Linked DNA regions of Homo sapiens: region 2 is linked to region 1. The links are chromatin contacts, found by Hi-C or POLR2A ChIA-PET in ENCODE. All regions are on one chromosome and are shown on one strand. Each heading gives the region's core, a stretch centred on a gene start or an enhancer-like site at or near the end of the contact. The rest is flanking DNA. Distances are from core to core; before and after follow the strand shown.

Evidence for each region. A loop is a pair of places that touch in the nucleus more often than their neighbours do. ChIA-PET counts read pairs that join two places held with the same protein, here RNA polymerase II (POLR2A). Pooled maps may share reads with other maps.
Region 2: a loop to region 1 is called in a map of heart right ventricle, with 2.4 times the contacts of the local background. The contact joins two enhancer-like sites. A Hi-C loop is called at or near these places in 17 of 168 maps with a recorded cell type or tissue (B cell, HepG2, IMR-90 and 11 more), 21 of 37 single-sample maps with no recorded cell type and 33 of 50 pooled maps. POLR2A ChIA-PET finds 5 or more read pairs at or near these places in 14 of 52 experiments (A549, AG04450, CD4-positive, alpha-beta T cell and 11 more).

Annotation. Positions count from the first base shown.
Region 1 is chr5:72,250,473-72,254,536 of GRCh38, reverse strand. All of the region lies in intron 4 of MRPS27 (mitochondrial ribosomal protein S27), which reads left to right. Among named protein-coding and RNA genes, the nearest start is that of MRPS27, 68 kb to the left of the region's middle. Within about 2 kb of position 1,711, at least 2 of the 41 ENCODE cell types and tissues checked have a DNase peak (open chromatin) inside an H3K27ac peak, as active enhancers do; they include endothelial cell of umbilical vein, where a contact is called at or near this core.
Region 2 is chr5:72,305,685-72,309,838 of GRCh38, reverse strand. All of the region lies in intron 2 of MRPS27 (mitochondrial ribosomal protein S27), which reads left to right. Among named protein-coding and RNA genes, the nearest start is that of MRPS27, 12 kb to the left of the region's middle. RefSeq lists a silencer at 1,138-1,427 and an enhancer at 1,478-1,727. Within about 2 kb of position 1,423, at least 40 of the 41 ENCODE cell types and tissues checked have a DNase peak (open chromatin) inside an H3K27ac peak, as active enhancers do; they include endothelial cell of umbilical vein, where a contact is called at or near this core.

The DNA.
Region 1 (4,064 bases), core at 462-2,961:
CTCCACATATATAATTCCAGGAGGAGGAAATAGTATTTAGTTTAGTGTTTAGTGTGAATTCCCAAGGATAATAAGGGGGTAGCTATTGTGTTTTTCTTTCCCGTCTTTTTTCTCCCTTGGTCTCTTTTTTCTTCCATCCCTTCTATACATATTAATATATGTGTGTGTGTGCACACCACCACACACCAGGAAGCTAGGCTATGGCATGATGTATGCTCCCTAGTTTCCTAGGTTTTGTGTGAACCGGCTATGAGAAGTTGCCTCATTAAGTGCCTTGGTTCTCTGCTAGGCTTCAACTTAGGTTAGGTATTCCTTCGTGCTGGTTTTATAATCTTGTGGGAGCCATTCCTCTAGCTTCTTGGCCCTTCAAATATAGATAAAACTTAGCTTTTTGAAAAATCATCAGAGCAAAGAAGATTTTATGAGTATTATTGGAGTTTCAATCTCAGGAAAAATTAAGCCAGATGCAGGGTCACCTGCCTGTAGTCCTCGCTACTTGGGAGGCTGAGGCAGGAGGACTGCTTGAGCCCAGGAGTTCAAGACCAGCCTAGATAGCATAGTGAGACTTAACCTCTAAAAAGAAAGAAAGAGGGAGAGAGGGAAGAAGGAAATTGCTGCAACATTACATAATTTTCTATCTTCTTACAAGAGAATTTCCCAAGCTTGATTTAAGTATCTTTCACTACTCAGTGTAATCCTGAGTAGTGACTTTTCCAGGAAAAAAAGATGTATTACAGTTTAAAGACTACATCTTAACAATATTTCTTGTTAACACTGAGCACACCATCCATATACAGGGACCTTAATATATGCATTTTGTGGTTTAAAATAATTTTGGCTTATCCTTTATTTAATTTCTGTCCCTATACAAATATTTTCAGTAAAATATTTTAGATTAAACAGAGAATTCAAAATATAGTGCAGTGATTTATTTTTGGCCTTTGTGGTGGAAGGATGTTAGAAGTGAAAGGGTTGTTAAAGATCTCTTCTCGCCTTTTGTCTTAGAATTTCTTTAATTTGAAATCCAGATGAGTTAAGTGTCTTATGCAAGAAATTTTATTTTTCCTTTTAAGCAGAGGGCTATTACTGCTGAAATATATTTGAATGTTTTATTTTCTTTATCATTACTTTTAGATGATTATATAATCCATTGACTAGTTTACAGATCAAACTGCCTGTGGAAGTGTTGTGATTAAACGTGATAGATTGATCATATGTGCTTATCTCTATTTCCTACAGAAACCTCCATAGATATGACAGTAAAGGGTAGAAGAGGCAAAAATTGACAAAATAAGAGACTGGGAGAGGAGACAACGAGCAAAGCTTGGAAGTTAGAAAACAAAAGTAATGGAGTTAGCAGAAAAAGAAAGCTACAACCTAAGCCGGCAGGAGAGGTAGTCCAGAAGCAAGGCAGTCGAACCATAGGACCCCAGAAAGCCTCGTAAATGAGAAGCAGCATGATTCCCAAAGTAGAAGTGTGAGTGGAGCTGAGACAGGAGGATTGACGGGAAGTCTTCATACAAGTTAGTGAAATACCCAACTCTAGCAGAGGAGTGGTTGTTTTCTTTCTGGAGAGAGTGAGCCAGAAGGACTCTGGACTTGGGTATACAAGGCTTATTTTACCTCTCAGTGAGGAAATTGGATGAGCCCTCTCTAGGTACTCTGACTGTCCAAGGAGAAAAGACCTATGGGGATTTTGGCGGTCCCCCAACAAAATAGCACCACCAGGGTACCCTGGCAAAGACATGAGGTGAAAGATGAGAACATGTTGTTTTCATTTCTACATTCCTCTCATAATATGAATTTCCTGCTATGCCAAATGCAATTCCATTATTCAGAGTGACACATTTTCTATAAAGCAGGCCATCTGAATGCAAGCCACCTACTTCTGGTGCTCAACAACAACCAAAAGTGTGTTTCAAATGCTATAGGGAAAACCACCTGTGTTAGGTTCACTGTGGGCTCTTAGGCTAGGATTTTAATCCCCTTCAATTTCACTTTCCTACTTTGTAAAAAGGGGAAAATGTATATAAAGTACTTAGGATAATGCTTGGCACATGGTAAGTACTCAGCACATTTTAGTTAATTATCATCATCATCCTCATTTTCAGTCACAGTTAAAGATTTTTCACAAACTGATCAGGGCAAAAGAAGCCTTCCTTCAGTATGATTTTCCTTTAAAAGTTCTAAATGCTCAGAAAAAAAAAGCAAGTTCTTTAGTATGCTACATTTTTTATAAGTATTCATTCAGAGAAATATACTTATGGTACAAGTATTGCTGATAAATTAGACTTTCCTATGGTTGCATGGGAATGTGAAAAACCCTTGAGATAATCAAAAGCTGTGGTCACTATAGCAACAGCTCACCCTTGTCTTTCCTTTTTTGAGCCTGTCTTAAATCAGAATCCTAAAACAGAGTTATTATTGGTTATTTGTACCCATAATTTTTTTTCAACATGAGAAAAACTATTGTATATTTGTTGTTCATAGATATTCTCTTAGCTTAGTGGCCTTTGTTTTCATGTGACTGCTGTCAGCTGCTCTTTCCAAGTTGTCTGAAAGAGCTGATGGTTCCATTTAGGTTGGGAGCAGGAACAGGTGCTTTCAGCCTTAAACTCCTTTCAGGTTGCCAGTGGTGGGCACGTGATGGAAAAGGGGGTTCTTAGAAACAAAGCTGGGTCAGTGGCTTGCTCAGCAGCAAATGCTTTGCTTTAGTTGGTGTTTTCCTTTATTTCCCAGCCTTGGATGGGTGGCATGTTCTACACAAATAACTACTTTCTTCTTCTGAGCTCTTGCCCCAACCACAGATCCAAGCCATGAGCAGCACTTAGCAGCTTCTCTTTTCAGTAGTTCGGTTTATCCTCCATAGGCATCCACACTCCTTAGCTGTCTACCTCAACCAGAGGCTAGTGGGCACTGAGCTGACACAAAGCTCAAGGTATAAACCCCATTGTATTATAAGAGTGCTTTGCTAATCTTGTGGAAACCAGTATAATCCCCATTGTATTATAACAGTGCCTTGCCAAGCATGTGGAAAGCAGTCCAAGAGCAAAACATGATAGGTAAATTGACTCCTCCTTAGGTCATCCCCTTGCTTCTCCTTCCTAGACCTTTTTCTGTCATAAATAAGATCAGAAACCCTGCCACCAGTCATCAGCCTGACTGGCAAAACTTTGCTGGTTGGCTTTGGGCCTCTGTGATTGTAAAAAGCCTCTCTGTTGTCCCCTTTCCTTCACCTTCCAGCTCCTCATTTGAGACTGTCTTGAGAGGAATGAGAGGGCAAAGGATTCTTTACCCTCTTACTGACCCAGTTCTTCCTACTGTATTCCATCCCCTCTGGCTAATGGCAGTCAGGTCTTTGCTGCACACAGGTACCCAGCGCTCTGCAAGTCACCTGCCGTGTGGATGGTAATAATCATAAGAGTTCATACTTAACTCAGTGGCCCTTAGAATGAGGCTGCTGCTGACTGCTCTGTCCAAGTTGTCTGAAAGCACCATGTGCCAGGCATTTTAATTTTACATGTTTTATCTCTTTAATCTTCATATCAATCTAGAGTTTTACCAGATAAACTGGATATAACTTTTACCGGTTAGAATCCTGAATCCATTTTAGAATCAGTTTCCTGAGGTTCTAACATAGGAGAAGTTCTCTCTGATGCTGATATCTTAACTACCTCTCTACTACCAAAGACAGTTATGCCTGTGATCTCGCCACTGCACTCCAGCCTGGGTGACAGAGTGAGACCTTGTCTTTAAAAATATATATTTTAGTATTGCTTGTATATGTGCATATTTTTACTGTGTTTGGTTCCAAAAAGAATTATAAGCCGGCAAAATGCCTAAATAGCTCCTATGTGATTTTCATAATAACCCAGTGATTAAGGTATTATCATCTCTATTTTAAAAATGATAAAACTGATTCTTAGGTTAAATGACTCAGTTAGTGAGTCGGGGCTGGGTTCTAATCAAACACAGAGCAGCACTTTGTCAGAGATTTACCTGGTGGCAGTGCAATTAGTTTTCACAGTGAAAGTGGCATCGAGTCCTCTCTCATGTCTGTGATA
Region 2 (4,154 bases), core at 174-2,673, 56 kb before region 1:
AGACCAGTATGGACTCATAGTTATACAGCAAGGCGTGTTCGGATGTGCCATATGTGAATTATAAGCAAAGTGCAGTGAAGTACAGATAAGGGAATGACGAATTCCAGGAAAGCTTATTAACACTTTCCTAGGTATGTAGGGAAGATTAGGAAATGAGGCCACTAGGTTTGGTGTCTTGGTGTTGGGTATAGTCAGTCACACAAATCCAGGGAACATTGTCATGGATACCTGAGTAAGCAGTAACTGTTTGCCAAATAATGAGTATAATAATCTGCAGCGGGGCAGCACGCAGTGGCACACGCCTATAATCCCAGCACTTTGGGAGGCTGAGGTAGGCAGATCAAGTCAGGAGTTCAAGACCAGCCTGGACAACATGGTGAAACCCCGCCTCTACTAAAATTACAAAATAGCCGGGCGTGGTGGCGCACACCTGTAATCCCAGCTACAATGGAGGCTGAAGCAGGAGAATCGCTCGAACCCGGGAGGCAGAGGTTGCAGTGAGCCAGAGATCACGCCGCTGCACTACAGCCTGGGCGACAGAGCTGACTCTGTCTCAAAAAAAAAAAAGTCTGCAATGAGTAAATATCACATAGAGACATTTGTTCCCTTTCCTCAGTTAAGACTAGTTTTCTTGGAAAAGCAGTACTAGCCACCATTTACTGAATTTTTCCTGCCACCGAGACAGCTGTCCCCTCTGCCTAGAATATCTTTGTATATCCTGAATCTCTCCAGTCAGAATCGATGTTTCCTGCCCTATATTCTTTCAGCACTTTGTGCCTTCCTTGTGTATGATGTGCTGAAGTCTGCACTTGGGAGGCCGACTTCTGGGTGTCAGTCCCAGTTCTGCGGCTTTCAGCTGTCACACTCGGTTTCTGTGCCTATAAATTAGAGATGATGGTAATGCCTGCCTCTCCGTCTGACATGCAGGTGCTTCAGAAATATGTGCACTGAGGAGTCCCTAAGCCCCTTGTTTTTAGCCCTCTATAAAACGTGTGAGGTGAAATAATGTTTTGGAACTCACACTGCTTGGAACAAAGAAAGCTTTTGAGACTTTTTCCTACTGTGTACTGGAAGGTAATTATTGCCGCTTTTTTCAAAATGGACATTGTTTTCGGTTTTACTCGACGACACTACTTGTTTTCCCTCATTTTTATTTGAGCGTTTGGGTTGAGCTACTGGCACTTAGCAGGGAGGCCGCATGGTAGGGAGAGCGCCCGTGGCTCCAGCTCTGGAGATGGGACAGTAGGTGGCAGTGTGGCCCCTGCGGGAATCCGCCGCCCCGCGGGTGGAACGCGGCGAGTGGGCGCGGGGCTGTCGGGTAGCGTGCGCGCGCAGGGCCGCGCCCAGCATGTGGAGCGCTGTGATTGGGCGCCGCCAGCCGGAGGGCCGTGAGGTGCTCAAAGCGGGCTCGCTGATTGGGGGACGGAGGAGGGCCGATATGAGGCTTTCGCCGCTCCCATCCCCATTGGAGATCGAGGCAGCAAGGGACACTGCGGCGTGTGGGTGTGGGCTTCATGTGCCAGAGCGCCGTCTCCCCTGAGCCGTGCCCTGCCGGGGAGTACGGCGAGAGAGAGGTTCTGGCCTCTCGGAGTGGGCTTGCGGTTCCGGTGCCCCCTCTCTTCGTCCTCGTGGCTGATTGTGCCAGAGAGCTCCTCGGGGAGGGCCCTAGCGTGAGGGCAGTTTCCCAGCGCCGGGGCCGCGGTGGACGCCAATGCAGCTGTCTAGGACCTGCGCCCGCGGTGCGTCCAGAGGGCCCCGGCGCGAACGTCAGAACGCCGCCCCGTTCCGCGCTCTCAGCAGCCAGCCAGGGCCGCTGCCAGTTCCACCGTGGAGAGGAGGAAACCGGGCGAGAGCCTCACTTTCCTTTCCGCCCAAAAAGCTTTCTCAGTGATTGCTGTAGTACCTGAGATTCTACCATAGGATCTTCCGCCTACATTAAAGTAGTCGATTTCTTCTTTAAAATACTTTTTTATTGGAGTATAATATACATACTGAAAAGTGTGCAAGTCGTAATATAGACATTGATGAATTACCACAAAGCGAGTAAACCTGTGTAGGAAGCAAGAGCATTCCTACCGCTCCAGAAGCCCTTATTGCGGCCCCCACTTAGTCTCTCCAAAGGTAACCGGTATCCTGACTTCTAACGCCACAGATTTTTTTTTTTTAGTGTTTTAACATTTGAAGGTGTAGACACCTTGGTATAAGGAGCCCCCTTTACCCATCACCTGGCTTCAACAATTATCAGCTCTTAGTCTTTATTTTATCTTTATTACTGTTTCCCCATCCCGATGCTTTGGATAATTTTGAAGGAGATCCCAGGCAGTAAGTCATTTCATCCGTAAATATTTTGATACAGATCTCCAAAAGACAAGGGTGCTTTTCAATACCATTATCACACCTAAAATATTAATAGGGTTGTAAATATCACGAAATATCCAGTTAGTGTTCAGATATCCCTGATACTCTCTTTCTTATTTTATTTTATTTTCTTAGAGCCTTGCTCTTGTCGCCCAGGTTGGAGTGCAATGGCACGATCTCAGCTCGCTTAAACCTCCTCCTCCCAGGTTCAAGCGATTCTCCTGCCTCAGCCTCCCGAGAAGCTGGGATTACAGGCGCCCGCCACCATGCCCGGCTAATTTTTGTATTTTTAGCAGAGATGGGGTCTTGCCTTTTTGGTCATGCTGGTCTCGAACTCGTGACCTCGTGATCCGCCCACCTCGGCCTCCCCAAGTGCTGGGATTACAGGCGTGAGCCACCGCTCCTGGCTCAGGTATCCCTGATACTCTCAAATTTTTTTTTTTATGATTTGGTTGAATCAGGATTCAAATAAAGCCTCGTATAATACAATTGGTTGCTATGTGCCCCCGTTAACTCTTTCTGAATCTTTTTAATAGAAACATACAGAAGTAGAGAGAGTAGAATAAACCCCTGTGTACTGTCACCCAGCTCCAGCAATTATCAATTCCCTACCAGTGTTGTTTCATCAACTCCCCACCTGTTCACCAGATTACTTTTTAACAAACTTAATTATCGGGGTTTTTTTATATGTACTTTGATATGTACCTCTAAAAGATAAGGATTTTTAAAAACGTAATTAATCATACTATTCTAAAAAACTAGTACTTCTGTAATATTAAATATTCCATTAATGTTCACATTTTCCCAAATGTCTTATAAATTTCTTTTTAATTTAGTTTGTTGAAATGTGATCTAGATAAGGTCCATACCTTGCAATGTGTTGAGTTGTCTCAACTATCTTAGTTTGTAAGTTTTTTGCAATTTATTTATTGAACAAAACAGGTCTTTTTTGGAGTTTCCCACATTCTAGATTTGCTGATTTCATCCTTATTGTGGTGTTTAGCGTGCTCCTCTGCCTTCCATATGTCTTGTGAAACTGGTAGTTGGAGAAAGGGGCTTGATCAGATTCAGGACTTTTTATTTTGTCTTTTGGTATAAATACTTCATAGTAAGTGTTTACTTGTGTCAGTAAGCACACAGCATTTGATTGCCCCTCTGCGAAGTTAAAGGCCATTCATGATCTTTACTTAGATTTGTTATTTCATTTGAAGCTGCATACTATTGCTGTTTAAATTTTATCATTTCTTTTCATTTATTATCTAGGAAATTTTTATGACAGAACTTCCATTCATCAACAGTTTACTTACCCTGAAATAGTTTGTATATGAGTTAGCTTTCAAAATAACTTGCAAAAATGATGAATGAGGACTTCTTAAAATGTCATTAAGAACTCATAGATTTAAATAATTGAGACATTTTAATCCATTGCTGTTGATACTTTTATTGATAGGGCCATAGTTCAACTGTGCTCTGTAGAGCCCTGGGCTTTCCTACTTCAATCAGATTTCAACTTTTGATTGTTTCTGTACTGGGCTTCCCTTTGGCTAAAATAAACACTGAGTTAAAGCATTGTCTCTGGAATTCCTCCACTAACTTGCTGATTTGTTGGGGAGGTACAGGGTAAAAGTTATCAACATTTACTAGTTAACAGAATAGGATCCACTGTGAACAGGACTCAGGAGAAAACCACTGGGGAACTGGGTAGGGTGTTGGTAGGAGGGCAGGCCTCATGGGGAAGCTCCTTGAGTTCCATGAGAGGAAGTTTTCTTGAGTCTTTCTGACAAGGAGCGAGCACT